Linked DNA regions of Mus musculus: region 1 is linked to region 2. A link is a loop called in an ENCODE intact Hi-C map of the cell type or tissue named here. Cell type or tissue: left cerebral cortex. All regions are shown on one strand. Each heading gives the region's core, and the rest is flanking DNA. Links, peaks and the distances in the headings are about the cores only.

Region 1 (5,610 bases), core at 1,332-3,831, 96 kb after region 2:
AATTTCAAATATTATTTACACAGCTTTTCTCAGTATTTTTTATTTTTTTATTTTTAGTTGTTATTACCAGGACATGTATGTGGCCAAGCAAAACAGAATCTTCAACAGAAGAGATGTGTGAGAATACAAATATTTTCAAAATATGTTCAAAAACAGTTGAAATAAATTCTACAATGTCAGGACGATTAAGTTCAAGTGTAGTCTGAGATCTTGGTGGACCTTTCCTGCTTCCTCTCAGTGAGCTCTGTTGGTGATCACTAGGCTGGGCACGGCCAGGAAAGGAGTGGGTTGGCTTTCTCACTTCACTTTAGTGCTAATAGGAACCTACCTAGAGAAAACACTTATTTTACAGGCTGCATCTGGGTCTCAAGGGAGCCAGGTGCAGAAACACCATAAGCACCAGAGTCATGTTTTCTGTGAAGTGGTAACTCCTTGAGAAGAAACACAGAAAATCCTCCAGTCCATCCATTCTAATTAGTTCTTACCCACTTCCTAGAATAAGCATAGTGAATTTCAATCAAGGCAAAACTCTCAACACAAATTTTACTGCATCTCTTTTTCACGAAAAGATCTCAGGATTCCCAAAGTATTTCTGGACCCAAAAAGCCAAGATGCACAACGATAGGCCGCCCACTGGTACTGTCCAGGAGTCTGGAAATGAGACACTTCTAGGGGTCTGGACAGTGTTTGTTTTCTCTGCCAGTTAAAGAATTAAAAGGCGGGAAAAACTCAAGCCCCCCAGGTACCATCAAAAAAAAAAAAAAAAAAATCTCAAACACTACTGACAGAATCCACAGTTGAAGAAAAGTGTTTCCTGGGAGTGAGGAAACACATATGCAGCAGACAGAGAAAAAGATATTCTGCAAAGCAGGGGAGGGGGAACTCAGGAAGCTACCAGATCTGGGAGGCTGGAGCTTCATCCTCTAATTTAGAGCTGTTCAGGTGAAGATGGCTGATTGCTCATAGTTGTTGTGCAATAGGCCATGAACTTGTAGAGCTAGTCCATCAGCAGGGGACCTGCTGGTGGGAGACAAAAGACTAAAAAGCCTTTGCTTTAAGCTGCCAGTCTTGCCTCAAGTCAGGAGCATCAGGAAGATAATGTCCATCTTGGAAATCTGTCTGCCTAGCCAAGGCCTCTCTCCCTATCTGCTTACCCTGCAGGGGGTCTGTTTAACTCCTGGTCTCTTATTTACACCTGGATGCACAAGTAGGATTGCTCCAAGTTCAGAGCCAGCCTGGTCTACCTAACTGGTTCCAGGCAGCCAGGGCACAAAGTAAGACCTTATTTTGAAAGATTAAAAAACAAAAACTAAACAAAACAAAAAGACAAGAAAAATACTTATGCCTGTAATATCTGCAAGTTGGGAGTCAGAGGTAGGAGTTTACAGTCATTCTCAGATAGGCTAGGCTGGGGCACATGAGAGTTTGCCTCAAAGCACAACCACTACCAAACAAACCCCAGCAGAATGACTTACACCTGTAAACTTAGCACTGGGGAGGCTGAGTCGGGAAGATTGTCATCAGCTTAAGGACAGCCTGTGAGGCTCTGTCTCAACAGTGAAAAGCCAGTTCAGGTCCATCTATCCTATTTTCCTATGTTAACCTCTACTGTGACACAGTATGAGGAGACTGGAGCCAGAAAAAAAAAAACGTAAAAATGCTTACAAGGAACTCAACATTCTCAATTCAAGTTAAGGAGACAAAGGCCTAGAGAAGTGAGCATAGACTGCCTTCCGAAGACCATGCACTGAATATATAGATAGATGAACGCTGAGTTACGGAAGATATTCCTCAAACCAATTTTCAGTGTCTTCACATTCTCTGAAAAGAGAGACAGCTGGAAGAGGCGGTAAGCGGATAACAATGCGCACCCACAGTTTTGTAAAAACAAAACAAAACAAAAAACAAGCAAGCAAACAAACAAAAACAGCAAATACACCAGTCCCCAAGGAGAGAAGGCTTCAACCTGTGGCTGCAAACTCAGTACAGATAGCTATGGCAGAACATGGCAACCGGAGCAGAGCCCCACTGGTCGGAGAGAAGCCCTAAGTCCTGGGGTCTTCCGTAGCTGAGCTCAAAGGCAACAACCCAAACCCAGGGTTTTATCCCGCGCCTTCACTCCAACTCAGAAAACGAGTCCCTAGTTGGCACGAAGCAGGAAAATATGTGGGCGCAGTCACAAACAATTCAAAAAGCCTCGCAGAAGTTTCTGCGGAAAGACGCAGAGCATCCGGGCTCTGAGCCTGACGCAGAAGGACCCAGGGAGCAAGCGAGCGGGCGGGCGGGCGGAGGGCGAGGGTACCGGGAGGGAAGTCAGCATCCGCCGGCGCCAACGGCCGCGGAGGAAACCAAGCCTGCGACCGAGCGCCTCAAGCCCCGCCCCGGGCAGGGCGCTGTCTCCCCCAAGGCCCTCCCGAGCCGGCCGGAGCACCTTACCCGAGTAGGCGTCGACTCCGCCATGGTCGCAGTCGCCCCACAACACCGACTGGCGGGATACTGCTCGAACTGTACGCCGCTCCGCCAGACGTCCTCACCCTCCTGGAAGCCGCCGCCGCCGCCGCCGCCGCCGTGTTGATACAAGGTGCATTCTGGGAGCGCTCCCCACCCCCAAGAAGAGCGGCAGCGGCTCCTCCTACCGCGCGGTATTTCTGTTGCGCCACTGTGCTCCTGGAAGGGGAACAGCAGCCTGGAAATTCAGTCATTGAGTGTGGGGTGTAAGCGTAAGGATTCTCAAAATCAAGAGCATTTTCTGAATTTGAGTCCTGCACTCCGCGAAATGCTTTAAGAGATTCAAATATGTGCAAGTTTAAAAAGGCGCGGGAAGGAGAGAGAGAGAGAGAAAGGCGTAGGGAGGAGAGCGTGGGGACTAGTAGAAAAGGAGGCTAATGGGGGTGGATGTGAACACCATACGTTCTGGACTTGCATGCAATTGTCAAAAATAAAAATAATTTTTAAAAAATGTGTACAAATGTGTACACCCTTTTCTGTGAGGGAAGAACACAGCTGAAGCTAAAGAAAAGGTGAATTCTCATAGGCAAGTGATTTTCTTCCATGCTCACCTATGACTTGGCTTTTTCTGGTCAATCCATTATAGAGTGTTAATTATGGTAATCACTTGCATTGCAGAATTCAAGATAGCCTTAATCACAAATAATTAACCTAGTCCTCACCGGGCAGTGATGGCTCATGCCTTTAATCCCAGCACTTGCGAGGCAGAGGTGGATGGGTTTCTGAGTTCGAGGCCAGCCTGGTCTACAGAGTGAGTGCCAGGGCTAGAAACCCTGTCTCAAAAAAACTAAATAAATAACCTAGTCCTCATGCCAGGGTGCCAGGGTATTAGAGGCAATGTGTTCTGCATTCTGGCTTGGAAACATCTGGCCACATCATTACCACCCCAGCGCTCAGGTGTTTGAGGCCAGCCTCAGCTATATAGTGAGTTTTTGACTAGCCAGAAATATCTAAAGAGACATTGATCCAAACAACACCCCCAAACCCAGTACTTGCAGTACTCAAATGCCTCATTTCCATTACATTGTCCTGGACATGCTGAGTGAGAATGACATGAGTTTCCACTAAGTGTGAATAGCTTCCTCTAAGAATTCAAGTACTCTCACTAGACTGGTCCCTTCTTCATTTTTCTGCAAATGATCCCTGTCTACACTGACTACAACTAACAACTTTCTCTAGAACCCAAGCCGATGGCCTGCTGAAAAAAAAAATTCTCAGCATCTGTTTTAACAGGCACTTAAAAACCTACATTTATATTAAAATAATAATAATTTTTTTAAAAGCGCTGACTCATTTAAGCCCCCCACAGCAGTCTGGGTGTGTCTGTGCCTTCATTTTATCTTTGTTTGTTGCCTTTGTTTGGATCAAATTCCTGCTTGACTCCATAACCGTGTCAATCAGTTGAGTGTGTCTACTTGTCCCATCTCATCCCCTTTCAAGCTGAAGGCAGAGGTAAGTCATTGTCCTGAACCAGCAGTCACCTTGAATCCCTGGAAGAGCAGAGTGTAAAGGATAGATCATGTCTCAGATAAGGGCAATTATCCTTGTGTGTGAAGCTGTACCCTGGAGCAGACCTCATCTTGTAAGAACCAGATGGATCCTCTTAAGCAATTCAATGGCAGCAAGAAGGACTTCTAATCACTTCACAGAATCAGAACTGGGACAGCGATCATCTAGACCATTTATTGACCAAGACAGCTTAATTACGTGACAAGGACTAGCCTCAGCTTGGAGAGGTGTTCTGAGTGGAGGAGTGTCTGGGAACAGTGAAACAAATGACTCAAAGTCAAATTGTGGGTCCAAGCTGACGGCCTATGTTCTGCTGTGGATGGCTTTCCAGACCTCTCTATGTGTTCAAGACAGCTTTTCAGAACACTCCCTGTGTTCTTCTCTGCTTGAGACAGCTTTTTCTTGCTAGTCTAAAAACTCTCTGGATAGCTCATCACTTGCAGATCAAAAACCCAGTTTTTTATTTACCTATCAATTCAGTCGCTCCCTTTTTATTATCCCATGAATCGGCATCCAATGACCCCAGCCCCTCAATTCTTCTAGAAAGAGAGAGCAAGCACAAGCACAGACAATAAGATATCTGGGTGGGACCCAGAACTCTGCCTTGAAACTTCCATCCCTACTAATAGGCCAAATCTTTTAAGTTTAGACCTCATTTTAGAGAACCTGATCTAAGTTTAAGTTCAGGTAAACTAACAGGCTCTTCTCTAGCATTAGTTTCCAAGTTGCCCCTCCAACAAAACCGGAGCCCAGCTCCTGTCTCTAGGCTAATCCCCAACAAGACCAGCATCTCCAAGTTATTCCCCCAACAAACCTGCACCCCCAGGTTACACCCCCTGCCTAACAATGACCAGTGCAGAGGGGGGCAGAAATTAAGCTTATGATATGACTCCCAGCACCAGCCAATTATGTTAAAGGCTACAGCAGCTTTCCAACTAGATACTTGCACACTTACCCCCTGCTTGTTGCTTACTATAAAGCCTTGCCTTGATAGATATTCGTGAAGGCAGTGTGCTGACGGAGGGGGGGGGGAAGCTAGCGCAAATAAAGACCTTGCTGTGAGTTACATCAGATCAGCTCCTGACTATTTTTGGGGGGATCACTAACATTTCCCTTGCACTACCACTCCTGGGTCTGAACCTAGATTTTCTTTGTCCCAGACTGACCTTGAACTCAGGAATCTACCTACCTTTGTATCTGCTTGTCTTTGTGACTTTCTGACAAGATGGCTCATAGTGCAGCTGACTCTGTTCCTTTAGATCTGTGAAGATCCTTATATAATTCATATTGCATCCTATGTTTTGCATAGTTGAGGTATTATATATTTTTGTGCTCATGTTTTCAGCATTTTCCCCACAGCCTTAAGGGCTGTCCTGAAAGTCAGTGTTCTACTGTTGTAACCCCCAAATTACTGGTACTAGAGAGACTTCAGTGTTTTAGAGACAGTTTGCCTCTGTGTTCCCCATCAGAGACTCCCATCCTCCCTCCCCCTCCCCTAGTGTTAGAATGGCACTCAACACTCCTCCTGATAAGCAGCAAAACTCCTGGAGACCTTAGAGAAATAACAAGCTCAAGGGAGACCGTAGAAAACAA
Region 2 (5,610 bases), core at 1,498-3,997:
TACACTGTACACTGAGGTGAGTGAGAGGTTCTGTCTGAGGTTGTCACCTTAGAGGCCCTTTGTGCAGGGATCACAGCAGCAGTTGCAGGAAGGAGATTCCTATAAGAAGACACCACCTAGTAAAGTGCCACACACTCTGCCTGCTGCAGGACAGTGCTACATCCCTCCAAACATGAATAGGAACAACTTGGAACTTATGCTCTTCCTGACAGCCTCCAGCGTAACTAGGATTACAGATGCCACCAGGCCTGGGTCAGAATCACTTTAAGACCAACACGCAACCTGTCCTTTATTTACAACTACGAAAACTATGCTCACAAAGAATTAAAATTGACTAAATCCAGACAACTTCCAAAACTAATTTCAAAAAAAAGCAAACGGGGTGGAACTAGTCGGCATGTCTCAGTAGGAAGTTTGACAAACAAACTCCAACTCCCAGATTCCATAGTGGAAGTACAGAAAATCCTGTTCTAAAGGGCTGTCCTCTGTCCTCCACCATGGTACATACACACACACAAATAACTCTGGAACTATGGCATTGATTTTTCCATGAAAGGTTAATTTAAAATTACAGGATTCCATGATCTAATTTTCTGCACATATATGTTTATAAATTCTAAATCCTAAGGACAGGGGTCAGACCCAGAGTCTTATGCTAAGAAAGTGTTCTTCTCATTTTGCCACCATTCAATATCTCTGATGGTTCCTGTGTGCCAAGTGTGTCTGTGACAGGATCAAGTAGGTTTTCCTTACTGAGGAAACTTTTTGTTTTTTGTTTTTCGAGACAGGATTTCTCTGTGTAGCCCTGGCTGTCCTGGCACTCACTCTGTAGACCAGGCTGGCCTCGAACTCAGAAATCTGCCTGCCTCTGCCTCCCAAGTGCTGGGATTAAAGGCATGCACCACCACGCCTGGCCTGAGGAAACTTTTAAGTGAACAAACAACTTATTTTCCTGCTGATCAATTTCATTCCTAATCATGACAGAAGAAATATGCATTAGCTACCATCTGGCATGAGGACTTGTAGCCATTTTCAGACCTGTGATGTCGACATGAAGTGTGTCACTAGGAAGAGCCTGCTGCCCCTCTCCCTTTTAAAGACGGCCTCATGGAGCGCAGGTTTGTGGAGAGCTCACTGTGGATGGAAGGATGACCGTCTGCCTCATCTCCCAAGGGCTGGAACAACCAAATTCAAGACACAAAGCTTTATCAACTATATGAAGATGGGCCAAATCTGCAGCTCAGTTTTTCTGCACTTTGTCAGTGTTCCAAACTTTTGTTTGCAGCCTCTAAGTCCCTTGTTTAAATGGAACCATTTAAATAGTAGCGCATCCTTCCTGCTGGCCACTGTCTGCCTGGCCTTCTGGACTACCAAGAGAGAAGCTTGCTTTAAATCTAAGGTTCTGACCAAGCACCTGTGACTCTTAACATTTCCCAGTCTCAAACCAAGCTCTGGATGTCTAATTTATTCAGTGACACTTGCCATAGTTACCTCATTCCTGGATGGAGCGAAGTTTCTTAACTTTAATTTCCTTTCAGGTTTCACATGCTTGGCAGATATTCCTATCAGAAGATGATAAGTCCCCATAAACTCACCAGGAAAATCTCAGAAGCCAAAACTCACCAGGAATTCCTGGAAGGCTTTGGAAATGACAGCACAGATGTCCTTAAAGGATCCATTATAATTTCAGCACATGCTCCCACTGCCTTTTCCAGGGAAGAATCGGGGACCTTGCCTCATACCTTGTAAGCATCCTGGAGAGGCTATACTGCCCTGGGATTACAGGTACCTCCTAGGGGTAGCACTTAGTGGCCATCATGCGTTTGATTTCCCTACAGATGGGGACAGCTTTTACTTACTTTGTACTTGCTCTGGAGTCTGACACCCAGGCTTATCAATCTCATGGATAAATATGTTACATGTCAACAATGATAAAAACTTGGCCTCGTGGGAACAGATTTTTGGTTTTTTTAAACAGGATGGAACTAGGTAGCCCTGACTGGTCTGGAACTTGCTATGAAGAAGACTAGGCTAGCTTCAAACTTACAGAACCCTGCCTCTTCCTCCCAAGCTCTCAAGACCACCATGCAACACCACCTTCCCAATCAGAAATACTTTCTTAATTATAGACAATCCCAAACCAGTGCCCTGTGTGGGGGCACAGCAATGTCAGTGTTCAGGAGGCTGAGGCCAGCATGTGCTCTACAGAGGCCAGCCAGGGCTATAGCAAAAGTCTGCCTCAATAAACAAACAAAAAATCTAAAACTTTTAAACGATACTATCTTTTAGTATGCATTCACTCCAGTAATGCCTCTCATATTTAGCCCACGTACTCGGTAGCGTCTCCAGGCCCCTGCCAAACCCTCCAAATGGGTGCCTGCTATGTGAGAGAAAGGTACGTAGAGGTCTCATGAGGAATCCAAAGACAGGCAGGCTGAAAGCGAGACCTAAGGAAGATGGTGTGGTGTGCCTCCCGGTACCAAGGACCCCACTCCACCTTTCGAACTGAGCATAAACTGCTGGAATCCGGAATAAGCCAGGCTTTGGGACTCTGGTTTCAGATGCCTGGCTTAGCTGTCTGGCCACTCTCTCTGGCACGATTAGAAGCTCTGACCTTGGGAAAGATCTCCCTACCCCATCATCTAACCCCTTCCAGAGGGGGCAAGCCCTTCAGACGCCCAGAGAACCCCCAGAATGGCCCATCTCTTCTGCCCCAAGGACTTTTAAAGAAACCTCTCAAATCCCAAACACGTGTGTGGCAGTGAGACAACGAGCCAAGGCTCCAAAAAGCCATCCTATTTTCTAATCCCCGAACAGTATTTTTTGGGTTCTATATTTATATTTTCAATAAATGTAAATAGATCATTGTTTATACCTTTAAACCAATTTTAATGGTGTAAATTCCAAATGTCCTTCCTCCCAGCATCTTCTCCCTGGCCTCCATAGGCCTGGCACACTACCTAAGCTCCTGCAGGCCCCCACCACGTCGGGCTGTGCTGGCCGTTGTGCTGCCCCCTGGCGGCCAGCACCGAGAGGGCCTCGGAGGCCGGCGCCCACCTGGCTGTTGGTGGCCGCTCTAGGAATGTGAGGGGGGGGGGGGGCTCTCGGTGGTGGTGGTGGCGCAGGCGGTTTCCGCGCGCCCAGTCCCCGCGCCACGCCCAGGGGTGGCTGGCCCCAGAAAGGCCAGCCCCAACCTCCTCGCCAGCAGCCTGCCCTTCCCACTGCAGCGATGCCTCAACGCCAACTTTTTTTTTTTTTCTCTGCACCCTCGGGGCAGCACGGCCTTGTTCCCTGGGGTTTGTGCTGCGGGTTCTTTCTCCAAATCCCCAAGCAAACACAATTGTGCATACACCAAGGCGAGGCCTCAGGAATTTGCAGGTGATAATAGATACCGAGACTTACTCCCAACCGAGTGCTCAAACCAGTTGCAGAGAAGAAAGCCAAAAGCGAGGAGAAAGGAATGAAGAAGTTCACGGTCCTTTAAGGTTTATGTTTAAAAAAAAATGTGTATGTGCCTTTGAGCATGTGTGTGCACATGAGTGCAGCTCCCAAGGCCAGAGGCACCCAATCCCCTGTTGTAAACTGAGCTTCAGTTCTCTGCAGGAGCAGCAAGCTCTCGTGGTTTTTGTTTGTTTTTAACATTTATTTTATGTGTACGAGTGTGTTGCCTGCATGTTTACATGTGTACCACAACGGTCAGAACAAGATGTTGGGTCCCTTGGAACTGGAGGTATGGATACACCTTATGAGAGAGACACTGTGTGGGAACTGGGAACTGAACCCAGGTCTTCTTAATGGGTCAGCCATCCTCCAGACTGTCTTTTGAGAGGAAGGTCTTACTATATGGACCTGGCTGGTGACCTCACATTTTCATCATCCTCCTGCCTCAGTCTTCCAACTGCTGCATCACCACACCCACCGGTTCTCTCACAATTTTGGAGAAAGTCTAAGTTCAATGTGGGACAGATAGGTCCTTTCTGGATGTGTTAGTCTGAGTGCTGCCTCTGTGCCCAACTGAGCTTCCACTTTGCCCCATTCTTATCTTTGAAGACAGGGTGCCTGTAGGCCAGAAGTCTTTCCTTAGGTGAGCCATCAGGAACTACTATTTAAAAGATGGTTGACGGAATGACCACTAGTCACCCTGTGAGTTCATCATAAATCCTGTTTGCATGCTAAAGAACACACCATCCTTTGCCATAACAACAATTTCCATAGCTATATTTGCAAAGAACCACTAATAGGGATGAGGTAGGAAAGAGAAAGAGTCGTCAAAATTCCCGGCAAATCTCCCATTCTCAAAAAGCACACTACCATTCTCCTTTGAGCCCACCTGCCCCCATTTCCTTTACTCTCTAGCTTCCTAGACACCAAGAATTTATTATGGGGTTTATCTCCCACATCTCCTATTCTTGGATAATAATAAAGGACTCACTACTCAGGCTTCATATTGGTTCCACAATTCCTAGAGGGAAAAAGGACCCAGTTTAGGTACAGAAACCTGCAGCCTTGGTAATGAATCTGCTCTCTGCCTGCCTCTTATGCTTCTGATGATGGCTCAGCAGTGCTTGGCTGTAGACCCACCAGCTTCAGCAGCAGACTCTTTGGTTTCCACGGGAGGCCCCTACAGGCTTTACATGGAAAATTTTCCCCGTGAGGGAAAATCAAGCTCGGTTTACCTGACTTAGGTAACCTGTGCTGGGCCAGGACTTCTCAGAGTCCGATATCCGCTCACTTAATGTTGCCATATCTAAGCATAGCACAATTTTGGGAAAAGTTTTCAGATATAAACTCAGCCCAGAGAGTACAACAATGCTTAAGACGTGTTTTCATGGACCCTCTCTACAAAGTACCTGTGGCTTCATGCTTAAGATGGGTTTTGGTTGCCTTAGAAGCAATACCCAAGATAAGGGTCTAGGGAGAATTCTCTAGGGAAAATGGCTGAGATAAACACAGCCCCTGTGGGAGTCAGGATTTGGCCCTAAGAGAGCATAGAAGTCACTTTAAAGTACAAATAACATCTCTCATAAGGGTGAGTTTTATGGCCTAGAAATAATGTTCAAGGTTTTAGGGAAAAGGGGTCTGGGATAAGTAAAACATAAATTCTGATAGATACGCACACATAGAGCCCAGCTCATCAGACAGCAAAGGATCAACAGGCTGTAAACTGTATTGATTCTCAGCATTCCAGGAGGAAGACAGGTTAAACATCTCTTTCCTATGAAGGTGGCTGGTAGCTTAACTTTCCCGGCTTCTTCTGTGCTTGTCTGTGTGGACCAGCACTCTCTGCCCTCTGCACCACCTGTAGGATCCTGAAGAGTAAGATAGAGCTGAGATCATTGACCTATGTCAGAGCTGGTCCCAGAGGTGAGCTCCAGTTATCTAAGCCCTTGGGAGATAGAGGCACCAGAATCAGGGATTCAGTCATCCTCATCTACATGGTTAGATGAAGGCAAGCTTGTGTTTCATGAAACCCTGTCTCAAAACAAAAGAATCTCAGAAAAAGAAAGGAAGGAAGGAAGGGGGAGAGAGAGAGAGAGAGAGAGAGAGAGAGAGAGAGAGAGAGAGAGAAAGAGAGAGAAAGGAAGGAAGGAAGAAAGAAAGGAAGGAAGG

What was found. Hi-C counts contacts between places; a loop is a spot of excess contacts. Peaks named below come from ENCODE experiments on the same cell type or tissue, not always from the same donor. Only the 100,000 strongest peaks of a DNase experiment are listed, where the experiment ranks them.
Region 1: a loop joins it to region 2, with 4 times the contacts of the local background. A loop is called at or near these places in 1 of 42 quality-filtered maps.

What each region holds. Positions count from the first base shown.
Region 1 is chr6:47,917,576-47,923,185 of GRCm38, reverse strand. Zfp212 (Zinc finger protein 212) reads right to left here and starts at 2,618. Exons shown (of 5, transcript NM_145576.2): 1 at 2,437-2,618. The coding sequence starts at 2,460. Gm52899 (a long non-coding RNA gene) reads left to right here. Exons shown (of 3, transcript XR_003956427.1): 3 at 58-744. In left cerebral cortex, for the core only: a CTCF peak has its summit at 2,660; a DNase peak (open chromatin) is centred at 2,631; H3K4me3 peaks cover 1,815 bases; H3K27ac peaks cover 1,515 bases.
Region 2 is chr6:48,013,814-48,019,423 of GRCm38, reverse strand. It overlaps a transcript of Zfp777 not described here. Among named protein-coding and RNA genes, the nearest start is that of Zfp777, 31 kb to the left of the region's middle. In left cerebral cortex, for the core only: a CTCF peak has its summit at 3,011 (motif pointing left); a DNase peak (open chromatin) is centred at 3,069; H3K4me3 peaks cover 576 bases.